Linked DNA regions of Homo sapiens: all the other regions are linked to region 2. The links are chromatin contacts, found by Hi-C or POLR2A ChIA-PET in ENCODE. All regions are on one chromosome and are shown on one strand. Each heading gives the region's core, a stretch centred on a gene start or an enhancer-like site at or near the end of the contact. The rest is flanking DNA. Distances are from core to core; before and after follow the strand shown.

Evidence for each region. Hi-C counts contacts between places; a loop is a spot of excess contacts on that map. ChIA-PET counts read pairs that join two places held with the same protein, here RNA polymerase II (POLR2A). Pooled maps may share reads with other maps.
Region 1: a pooled map shows a loop between it and region 2 (3-fold over the local background). The contact joins two enhancer-like sites. A Hi-C loop is called at or near these places in 5 of 50 pooled maps. POLR2A ChIA-PET finds 5 or more read pairs at or near these places in 2 of 52 experiments (PC-9 and activated CD4-positive, alpha-beta T cell).
Region 3: a pooled map shows a loop between it and region 2 (5-fold over the local background). The contact joins two enhancer-like sites. A Hi-C loop is called at or near these places in 1 of 168 maps with a recorded cell type or tissue (Caco-2) and 5 of 50 pooled maps. POLR2A ChIA-PET finds 5 or more read pairs at or near these places in 1 of 52 experiments (AG04450).

The regions. Positions count from the first base shown.
Region 1 is chr4:98,704,583-98,707,936 of GRCh38, reverse strand. No RefSeq gene overlaps it. Among named protein-coding and RNA genes, the nearest start is that of TSPAN5-DT, 47 kb to the right of the region's middle. Within about 2 kb of position 1,601, at least 2 of the 41 ENCODE cell types and tissues checked have a DNase peak (open chromatin) inside an H3K27ac peak, as active enhancers do.
Region 2 is chr4:98,466,443-98,469,656 of GRCh38, reverse strand. No RefSeq gene overlaps it. Among named protein-coding and RNA genes, the nearest start is that of TSPAN5, 190 kb to the left of the region's middle. Within about 2 kb of position 1,921, at least 11 of the 41 ENCODE cell types and tissues checked have a DNase peak (open chromatin) inside an H3K27ac peak, as active enhancers do.
Region 3 is chr4:98,686,941-98,690,006 of GRCh38, reverse strand. No RefSeq gene overlaps it. Among named protein-coding and RNA genes, the nearest start is that of TSPAN5-DT, 30 kb to the right of the region's middle. RefSeq lists a cis regulatory region at 2,735-3,066. Within about 2 kb of position 1,471, at least 5 of the 41 ENCODE cell types and tissues checked have a DNase peak (open chromatin) inside an H3K27ac peak, as active enhancers do.

The sequences.
Region 1 (3,354 bases), core at 352-2,851, 240 kb before region 2:
TGTGCAGCTAGTAAATGATGAAGCCAGGGTTTGGATTCAAGAATTTTGATTCTTGAATGTAGACTTAATTACTTAATTACTATAGTGTATCTCTTCCTTGAAAGAAAAAAAAAGTACAATTTTTGCTTTATTCCCCTAAAGTTTCAGTATTTTGTGCTCAAAAGTCTTGTCACCTCGATTTTTTTAAGAACCATCTTGTGGACTTCTATGAGCCTGAAAAGTTGTCTCAAAGTCCTTTAATTATGAAAAATCCATGTTTGAGGATGCAATTCTGTGACTCTCTTCAACAAGGTTCTTTGACTTAGCTATCTTGTTTTATTTAACTAAACATCTCCAATGTAATACTCTGCTTCAGCTTCTCCTAAATGTCCCATAAACTGTGATAATCATTAGGGCAGAAGCAGGAAGAAAACTCATGATCTTAAGATTATTTTCTTTGTAACATGTGATGAATCAGACTTGCAAAGTTCAAAGCACAAAAACTCCTAATGAATGCTAATTCTGTGGAAGATGTGCATATCACTCTCTTTCAAAAACAAAACTTTTTTTAGGTGTTCTGTTTGTGGCAGATTTTCCAAGTTTAGACTTGTATTCTCATTCTTCATCACTATGTGGATAGAACCCAATTATTAGGTCATAAATACAGTGAGAATCTAATATCTATCAATGACATGCAACAAGTCATTTAATTCTTTGTGTCTAGGATGGTTAATTTCAGGTGTCAATTTGACTGGATTCAGGGACATGCAGATAACTTCTGATGAAGCATTGTTTCTAGATATGTCTGTGAGGGTGTTCCAGAAGAGACTGGCATTTGAATAACTGGACTAGGAAGATCCCTCCTCACCCAGTGCAGGCCCATACCATCCAGTTGACTGAGGGCCTGACAGAACAAAAAGGCAGAAGAAAGGCAAATTTGCTCACTCTCTCTTCTGGAACTGGGACACCCATCTTCTCCTGCCCTTGGACATCAGAACTCCCGGGCCTTTGGACTCCAGGACTTGCACCAGATACTCCCCAATTTTCAAGCTGTCAGCTTAGGACTGAGAGTTACACCGTTGGCTCCCCTGGTCCTCAGGCCCTTGGATTTGGACTGAGCCATGCTACCATCTTCCCTTGTTCTTCAGCTTGCAGACAGGATATTGTGGGACTTCTCAGCCTCCATAATCAAGTGAACCAATTCCCGAAGTAAATCCCTTCTGATATATCTATATCTCTGTCTATCTATCTGTTTATCTATCTCGCTCTCTCTCTATCTATATTCTATTGGCTCTATTTCTTTAGAGAACTATGACTAATACAGGTTCTGAGTGCTTTCACTTTTAAAATGAAGTTTGGTATAAGGCCACCTTCAAACCTATTCTCTACCCTTTCCCTTCTACTCAATGTTCTGGGGTCCTATGGACTACATCAACAGGTTTTCTTGCCCTCTGACTTCCAGTCGGGTTCATCCAATGGGAGGCATCAGCAACAGAAGACCAGAAGAAGGTACACTTACTTGACCAGATACCTCCTTGTTAGCAGTAAATGCACAGCAACATTTCTCTACCAAAGATCGCTGCATCTTGTACAACCACAGCTCTTCAAGTTCCAATGACCACTTCCTCCCCTTCCCCTCAAACAGTAGTAGTGGCTTCCTGCCTATCTTAACCTTATCTTCACCCTGACTGATACAGAAGATATGAGTTTAAGTAAACTCTAGAGTTTACCTTTTTGATATGTCCTAGAAAGGTATTCTCTGCTGGGAGATCACATTATTATAATGCTTAGCCAATAAATGATACTCTGAGAAGAGCCAGTATGTATAAATGAGAGGACACCAGACTGGGAGGCAGGAGATCAACAGGGCTACTAAGTAGTTAGATAACTTTCTTCCTGATATGGTTTGGCTGTGTCCGCACCCAAATCTCATCTTGAATTATAGTTCCCATAATCCCCAGGTGTCATGAGAAGGACCTGGTACGTAATTGAATCATGGGTGTATTAGTCCATTTTCACACTGCTGATAAAGACATACCTGAGACTGGGCAATTTACAAAAGAAAGAGGTTTAATTGGACTTACAGTTCCACATGGCTGGAGAAGCCTCACAATCATGGTGGAAGGCAAGGAGGAGCAAGTCACATCTTACATGGATGGGCAGCAGGCAAAGACAGAATGAGGATGACGCAAAAGCAGAAACCCCTTATAAAGCCATCAGCTCTCATGTGACTTATTCACTACCACAAGAACAGTGTGGGTGAAACTTCTGCCATGATTAAATTATCTCCAACTGGGTCCCTCTCACAACACATCGAAATTATGGGAGTATAATTCAAGATGAGATTTGGGTGGGGACACACAGCCAAAACATATCATTCCACCCCTTACCCCTCTCAAATCTCATGTCCTTACATTTCAAAACCAATCATGGCCTCCCAATAGTCCCCCAAAGTCTTAACTTATTTCAGCATTAACTCAAAAGGCCACAGTCCAACATCTTATCTGAGACAAGGCAAGTCTCTTCTGCCTATGAGTCTGTAAAATCGAAAGTAAGGTAGTTATTTCCTAGATACAATGGAGATACAGACATTGGGTAAATACAACAGTTCCAAATGGGAGAAATTGGCCAAAACAAAGGGGTTACAGGGCCCATGCAAGTCCAAAATTCAATAGGACAATCAAATTTTAAAGCTCCAAAATGATCTCCTTTGACTCCAGGTCTTACATCCAGGTCATGTTGATGCAAGAGGTGGTTTCCCATGGTCTTGGGCAGCTCCATCCTTGTGTTTTCAGGGTACAGCCTCCCTACCCAAGCTGCTTTCATGGGCTGGAATTGAGTGTCTGCAGCTTTCCCAGGGACATGGTGCAGCTGTAGGTGGATCTACCATTCTGGGGTCTGGAAGATGGTGGTCCTCTTCTCACAGCTCCACTAGGTGGTGCCCCTGCAGGGACTCTGTGTGGGAGCTCCAACCCCACATTTCCCTTCTGCACTGCCCTAGCAGAGGTTCTCCAGGAGAGCCCCATCCCTGCGGTAAACTTCTGCCTGGACATCCAGGCATTTCCATACATCCTCTGAAATCTAGGTGGAGGTTCCCAAACCTCAATTATTGACTTCTGTGCACCCACAGGCTCAACACCATGCGGAAGCTGACAACGCTTGTGGCTTGCACCCTCTGAAGCCATGGTCCAAGCTCTACATTGGCCCCTTTCAGCCATGGCTAGAGTGGCTAGGACACAGGGAACCAAGTGTCTAGACTGCATACAGCCCAGGAATCCTGGGCCCTGCCCACAAAACCATTTTTTCCTTCTATACCTCTGGGTCTGTGATGGGAGAGACTGCCACAAAAGTCTCTGACATGCCCTGGAGACATTT
Region 2 (3,214 bases), core at 672-3,171:
TTTCAAAGATCAAATGAAAACAAATTTTAAGGTTCATATAGCACACTTAGATCCTGACAACATAGTGTCAGACTTGTTCAAGAAACGTTTTGCCTCATATCTCAGATATTTGAAACAACGTTATTTTGATTTTAAGGAAATTTATCAGTGATGATTGGAGATGGCCAATCCCTGCTTCTTGAGTTTTCTTATTGTCTACATTGGCCCTCTTTGCTTGTTGCAAACTATAAGCCAACAAAGGAAAAAAAAATGACAGCTCAGAAGTAAAAGGATGCTTTGTCTATAAAACTCAAAAACTTGGAGGAAGTTTCTTCAATGTGTAGAAGGTAGACTTTAGGGGAAGCTTATTAAATTTCTCTTTATTTCTGTTGTTGGGCTGGTTACCACTAACATCATTGCTCCTATAATTTAAAAATATACAGTTTTTAAATGTGAACTCAGGAATTTAAAAATATTTTGCATCATGAAGTACTTAAAGAAGTGCATTTCCTTTGTTCTTCCTCTTCCTTCTCCCAGGGAGTAATAAACCTGGACTTTTCTTTCAGCCTTCTTCCTGCCACAGGTCCCAGTTGTCCTTTCCTCAAGGGGATCCTCAAAGTGTCTCTTGGAGGTTTCTTGTGCAAAGTGATCATTCATTTCCCCGTGTTTGTGTGGGCAGGAATGGAGTGATTTTGCAGTTTCGTCTGTTTCCGGCTGGCTTGGACAGGCGCCCTGGGAAGCCTGTGGGCTGAACAATGAGGAGCTGGAGCCCAGTGACCTGGCAGGCCACCCCAACTCCCTTTGTCATTTATTCCACGAAGCCCTCCTTCTCTAGGGAAATCCTGTTTAGACCTCCAATGAAGAACTGGGAAGCCCTCTATAAACGCTGGCCAGCAGGGTTTCATGGCCAGAGCTCTCTCCAGTGAGGCCATGGGGCTGCTTCTAGGTGCTGCCCAATTCCAGAGTGAGAAGCCTAGTCTTTGAGGAGGAAAATGCAGCATTTGCCTGAAAAATACATTAACATTGGCTTTATCATGATGACACAATAAAATCCATAGAAAATCTACACATGATAACAGACAAGGCAGTCAGATGGGGGTGGGGGGGTGGGTGGGGGCAGGGAGCACGGCGGAGAAGCCAAACTCTGAACTTGGAGCAAAGCCATCCTTACACTCACCCGAGCCTTTTTGTTTGGAGGGGTTTGCCACAAAGAGTTTATAAAATTACAGTTTTAGGCCAGACAAGGTGGCTGGCTCACACCTGTAATCCCAGCACTTTGGGAGGCCAAAACAGGATGATTGCTTGAGGACAGGAATTCAAGATTAGCCTGGGCAACATAGCAAGACCCCGTGTCTTAAAAAAATGAAAAAAAAAATTTTTTTTAATTAGCTGGACCTGGCGTCATGCACCTGTACTCCCAGCGACTCTGGAGGCTGGGGCAGGAGGACAGCTTGAGCCCAGGAGTGAAGTATGATCGCACCACTGCACTCCATCCTGGTTGGCAGAGGAAGACCCTGTCTCTAACTTAATAAAATTACAGTTTTTAGGACTTCTTGAGGGATTAAGTACAGCTTGCTTTGGCGTTTTCATGCTGAGTGGTTCTCTTGTAAACTTGCCGCTGGTGAGAGGAGGCTGATTTAGTCCCTTCCTGTTATCCATTAGCCGGGGCTAAACCTCTGGGGACCCGCACTGGCCATTGTGATTTATTTTTCCACTTCTAGGAATTCCCAAGTAAAGTAAATCTAAGGGAAGAGCAGGCGAGTTCACGGGCTTTCACTGTAAATATGCCCCGAAAGGAAAGCAGTAGCAGGCTTCCCACGCTCTTGCCCCATACCGAACGCACGCTTGCATTCTCCGTGGGGGAAAGCTACTTTTCAGATACGGAGCGGACCTTCAGGTGCTGTGTCAGCTCTTGCATTTGCAGAGCAACTCGTTTGAACGGGAACGTTTTAATGGCCTGCCCTCTAGTGTCGACTGCGTAAAACCACTCCGGACTGGAGTTGGAATAGTTCAGGGATAAAAACACTGTATGTTCAGAGGCGCTTGTGCTTTGGAGAAACTTGAAGGTACACAGCTTATGTTGCCTGCTTAGGGCGGGTAGGTGTTTTATTTCCTTTACACGCTCCTGAAAATGGCAAGGCTTGTTTTGGAAAGATGAGAGAACAGGACGTTTTGCTCCCATCACCATCTATCCTGCTTGGGATCTTGCTGCTGGGAGTTTATCGCGGCAGGATGGAGCTGGGCCTTGTCCTCCCACCAGTTTTCAAATGTGGTTTCTAGACGACGATGGTGACTGCCTAAAGCTGCTCATCTTCCAGGCAGAGGCACTGTCCTAAAGGTGTCCTCAATGGGGCTGGGAGGACAATGCTCTGCACCCTCCCTCCCAGGGAACACCACCCTCCATTGGAACTTCAGAGGTTTTTGTGACAAAAGGCCCCAGGACCCTGGTTTGCACTTCAATTCCTCTTCAAAATGAGCAACTCTCCAGAAACAAGGAATAGAACATCTTTATATTTCTTCTAAAACCACCAGTGTGTTACTTCTACACACTGTACTTAGAAATACACACATATATGCATACATACCACCAGTGTGAATCACCTGGATTTTGCTTTGGTCTTGTCAGAAGCGTTTGAACCAGAACAACTCCATTGTGAATAGGACCTGGGTAAAATGAGGCTGAAACCTACTGGGCTATGTTCCCAGATGGCTAGGCATTCTAAGTCACAGGATAAGATAGAAGGTTGGCACAAGACACAGGTCATAGACACCTTGCTGATAAAACAGGTTGCAGTAAAGAAGCCCACAAAAACCAAGATGGCGATGAGAGTGACCTCTGGTCGTCCTCACTGTTACACTCCCACCAACGCCATGACAGTTTACAAATGCCATGGCAATGTCAGGAAGTTACCCTACATGGTCTAGAAAGGCGAGACATGACTAATCCACCCCTCGTTTAGCACATCATCAAAAAATGACCATAAAAATGGGCAATTGGCAACCCTGAGAACTCCTCTGTCTATGGAGTAGCCATTCTTTTATTCCTTTTTTTTGTTAATAAATTTGCTTTCACTTTATAGACTCACCCTGAGGATGGCTTGAGCCCAGGAGTTTGAGACCAGCCTGGGCAACATAGTGAGACCGTCTCCCTACAAAAAATTTTTCTAATTGGTGGACATGGTGACACAAGCCTATAATTCCAGCTATGTTGGAGGCTGAGGTGGGAGGATTGCTT
Region 3 (3,066 bases), core at 222-2,721, 220 kb before region 2:
GGCTTAAGGTTCAACTGAGGGAGGATCTACTTCTGAACTCATTCATGTGGTTGTTGGCAGGCCTCAGGTCCCTGGTGGCTGGTGGCTGATGGAATTGGTTCCTTTTCATATGGGTCTCTCCTTAAGGCAGCTCATAATAGGGCAGTCAGCGCCTCTCCAGAGCAAGCGAGGAAGAAAGATGGAAGGCAGTCTTTTTGTAACCCAATCTCAGAAGTGACATCCTATCATTGTTGCTGGATTCTGTTAATTAGAAGTGAGCCAAGTTCACCACACACTCAAGGGGAGGAGATTTGACAAAGGCATGCAAACCAGGAGGTAAGCATCATTGGAAACCACCTTAGTGACTACACTACAATATTCGTCTTTGAGAATACAACTCAGTGTTGGGACTGCCTGATTTTTCAAGAAAAATTGGAGATCTGATTTTTATGTGAAATCTTCCAATTTGAAAATACTGGCCCTTAATCCCAACAATTTTTTTTATATGCATTTGGTCAAATAAAACTCTCTCAAGCATGACCCATGGGAGACCATTATGAATCCTCTGGTACAGGGACCAGAGAAATAGGAGCAGAATTAGAGGAGAGGGAGCAGAGGTTAGGATGTTTGCCTCGTTCTTTACTTGAGGAAGTTGGGAGAGCCAAGTCATTGTTAAAATGATGGGAGCTTGAAAAAGATGAATGCCAATCATTCAATCCAGATAACTGTATTCGTATAAATTCTACAGTCATGTTGGTAAAGATGACTTGTTTTCATTAAAGAGAAGCCTTTGATCTCTGATCTGACAGCTGCACATCTATATAAAATGAGACACTTTGACATCTGCAGCTCTGATCTCAATTGGACAGGTGGTTTCCTGCACACTAATGGAACAGAAAGACAATTGAGCATTATTAGATAAGAGAGAATGTTCTCACACACAGGAAAACAGCTTTTTCCTTTGAAAAAAAACATGATAAAGAACAGAAAATGACTGACAGAATCAGAGCTTCCTAACTGTCAGAAGAGCTGTTTCAGCTACACTCTGGCCTCTGTTAGGGGAGATTAGGATCGTTTTCAGAAAAGTATTGAACATACCTTAGCATTAGCTGACTCAGGGAGGAATTTGCTGGTAAAATAAGCCTGTTCTCGGAGTGTGCCAAAGAGCTAAGATGCAGCTTGGGTTTTTCATAAACAAAGCAAACACTTTAGTGAAGCCTAATTTATACACATTCACTGAAAAGTTTAGTAAGCAGGAAAACTTCTTAGTGGAAAACCTTTTTTGCGTCTTCATTCAGCAAATACTTATGGAGTACACACATGGCTAGATGATGGAGATACTGTAGGAAAGACAGCCAAGGTCACTCTGCCCCAGTGCCTTACAGACTAGAGGACAAGGCGGATATGGAATAATGATAACAAAACAAAACTCTGAGTCACGTTTTGTCAGAGGAAGTAGAGGTGCCATGGGAGCTTCACCCCAAGGTGACCTATCTCAAGCCAGTGACTTGGGGAAGGCATCCAGAGAACTCAAAGATGAGTAAGAATTGCCCAGTTCAAAGTGGTGAGGTGGTGGGGTATTGGGAGAGGCTTTGGGCTATTTACTGCTTAAGTGGTAACACAGGAAATATTTTTTACGTATTTCACATTCAGCATTGGATTTTCTCTTCAACACTCAAATTATTATAGTACATCCTGAAAAAAAAGTCAGCTCACATTTGTACTAGAACTATAAAGTAGAAAATAAGCATTTCTTAGGATATTAATAACAGTGGGTTCTTTTGCCTAGAAAGCAAATCCTATATTTTTATCTCATTTCTCTTGTCACATAGAAGAAGCTATGTAAAGCCAGAAGATGAGCACACATGATAGATGAGGTTGTAGAGAAACCTTATGAGCTGCTGCTGGAATGTAAAATGGTGCAGGCACTTTGGAAAACAGCCTGGCAGTTTCTCAAACAGGCAGAGAGTTGCCACATGACCCAACAATTCCACTGTTAGGTACATACACAAGAGAAATGGAAACATATGTCTATACAAAAACCTCGACATGAATGTTTATTCAAAATATCCACAATAGTCCCAAAGTGAAAACAACCCAAATGTCCTTCAGCTGCTGAATGGATAAGCAAAATGTGGCATAGCCACACAATAGAATATTATTCAGCTATAAAAAGAAATGAAGTACCGATAGACACTGCAGCATGGATGGACCTTGAAAACACGATGCTAAGTGCAATAAGTCACAAAAGTCGCATTTTCATTTATAGAAAATGTCCAGAATAGGAAAATCTATAGATACAGAAAGTAGATTAGTGGTTGCATGGGCTGGGCGATGAACAGGAGAATGGATGAGAGTCAGAGCTCAAGGGTACAAGGTTGCTTTCTGAGCTGAAGGAAACGTTCTAAAATTGTGGTGATGATTGTACATATCTGGGAATATGCTAAAAACCACTAAATTGCATACTTTAAATGGGTGACTCTTCAGGCACGTGAACAGCTCAATGAAGCTGTTGAAGCAAGCACACAAGCACCCCGTCCTTCCTAGCTAGGTAGTAGAGCCCGCTAGCACAGGTGGGTGTGGGGTTTGGCTCCTGATGCCAAAGCACAGCCCTGCTCTTCCAGGGAAGGTTCTTTGGTCTTTGCCTTCTTTTCTTTCTATTCATTTTTTTCTTCATCCTCAATAAACATCAGGAATACTTAGGTGTTATATTTTTTCCTTCTTTTTAAATCTTTATTTACTAGCCTCTGGTAATGTATTAGAGGTGCAATATCTTTAATTTTGTTTGGAATTGTGATGCTTTACCCTCTATACCATACCTAAGACCTTCATTTTCAAATGTTTACCACTGTTTTTAACCATCCCCATGTATCATTTCAGCCTTTTCCCCAGGACTTTAAGCTTGCCAGTTCTGCATTAATCTATGAGACTCAGCTTCGTGGAGTAGCTGATAACTCATGAGCCAGCCTTGATCCCATTAACTCTTCTCTCCAGGGGCCCAGGAATGGGACTGAGGTTAGACATTACTGATATGATTATCTCAACTGAACCAGTGACAGCAAACATTTTAGATGCCAGAAGAGCTGT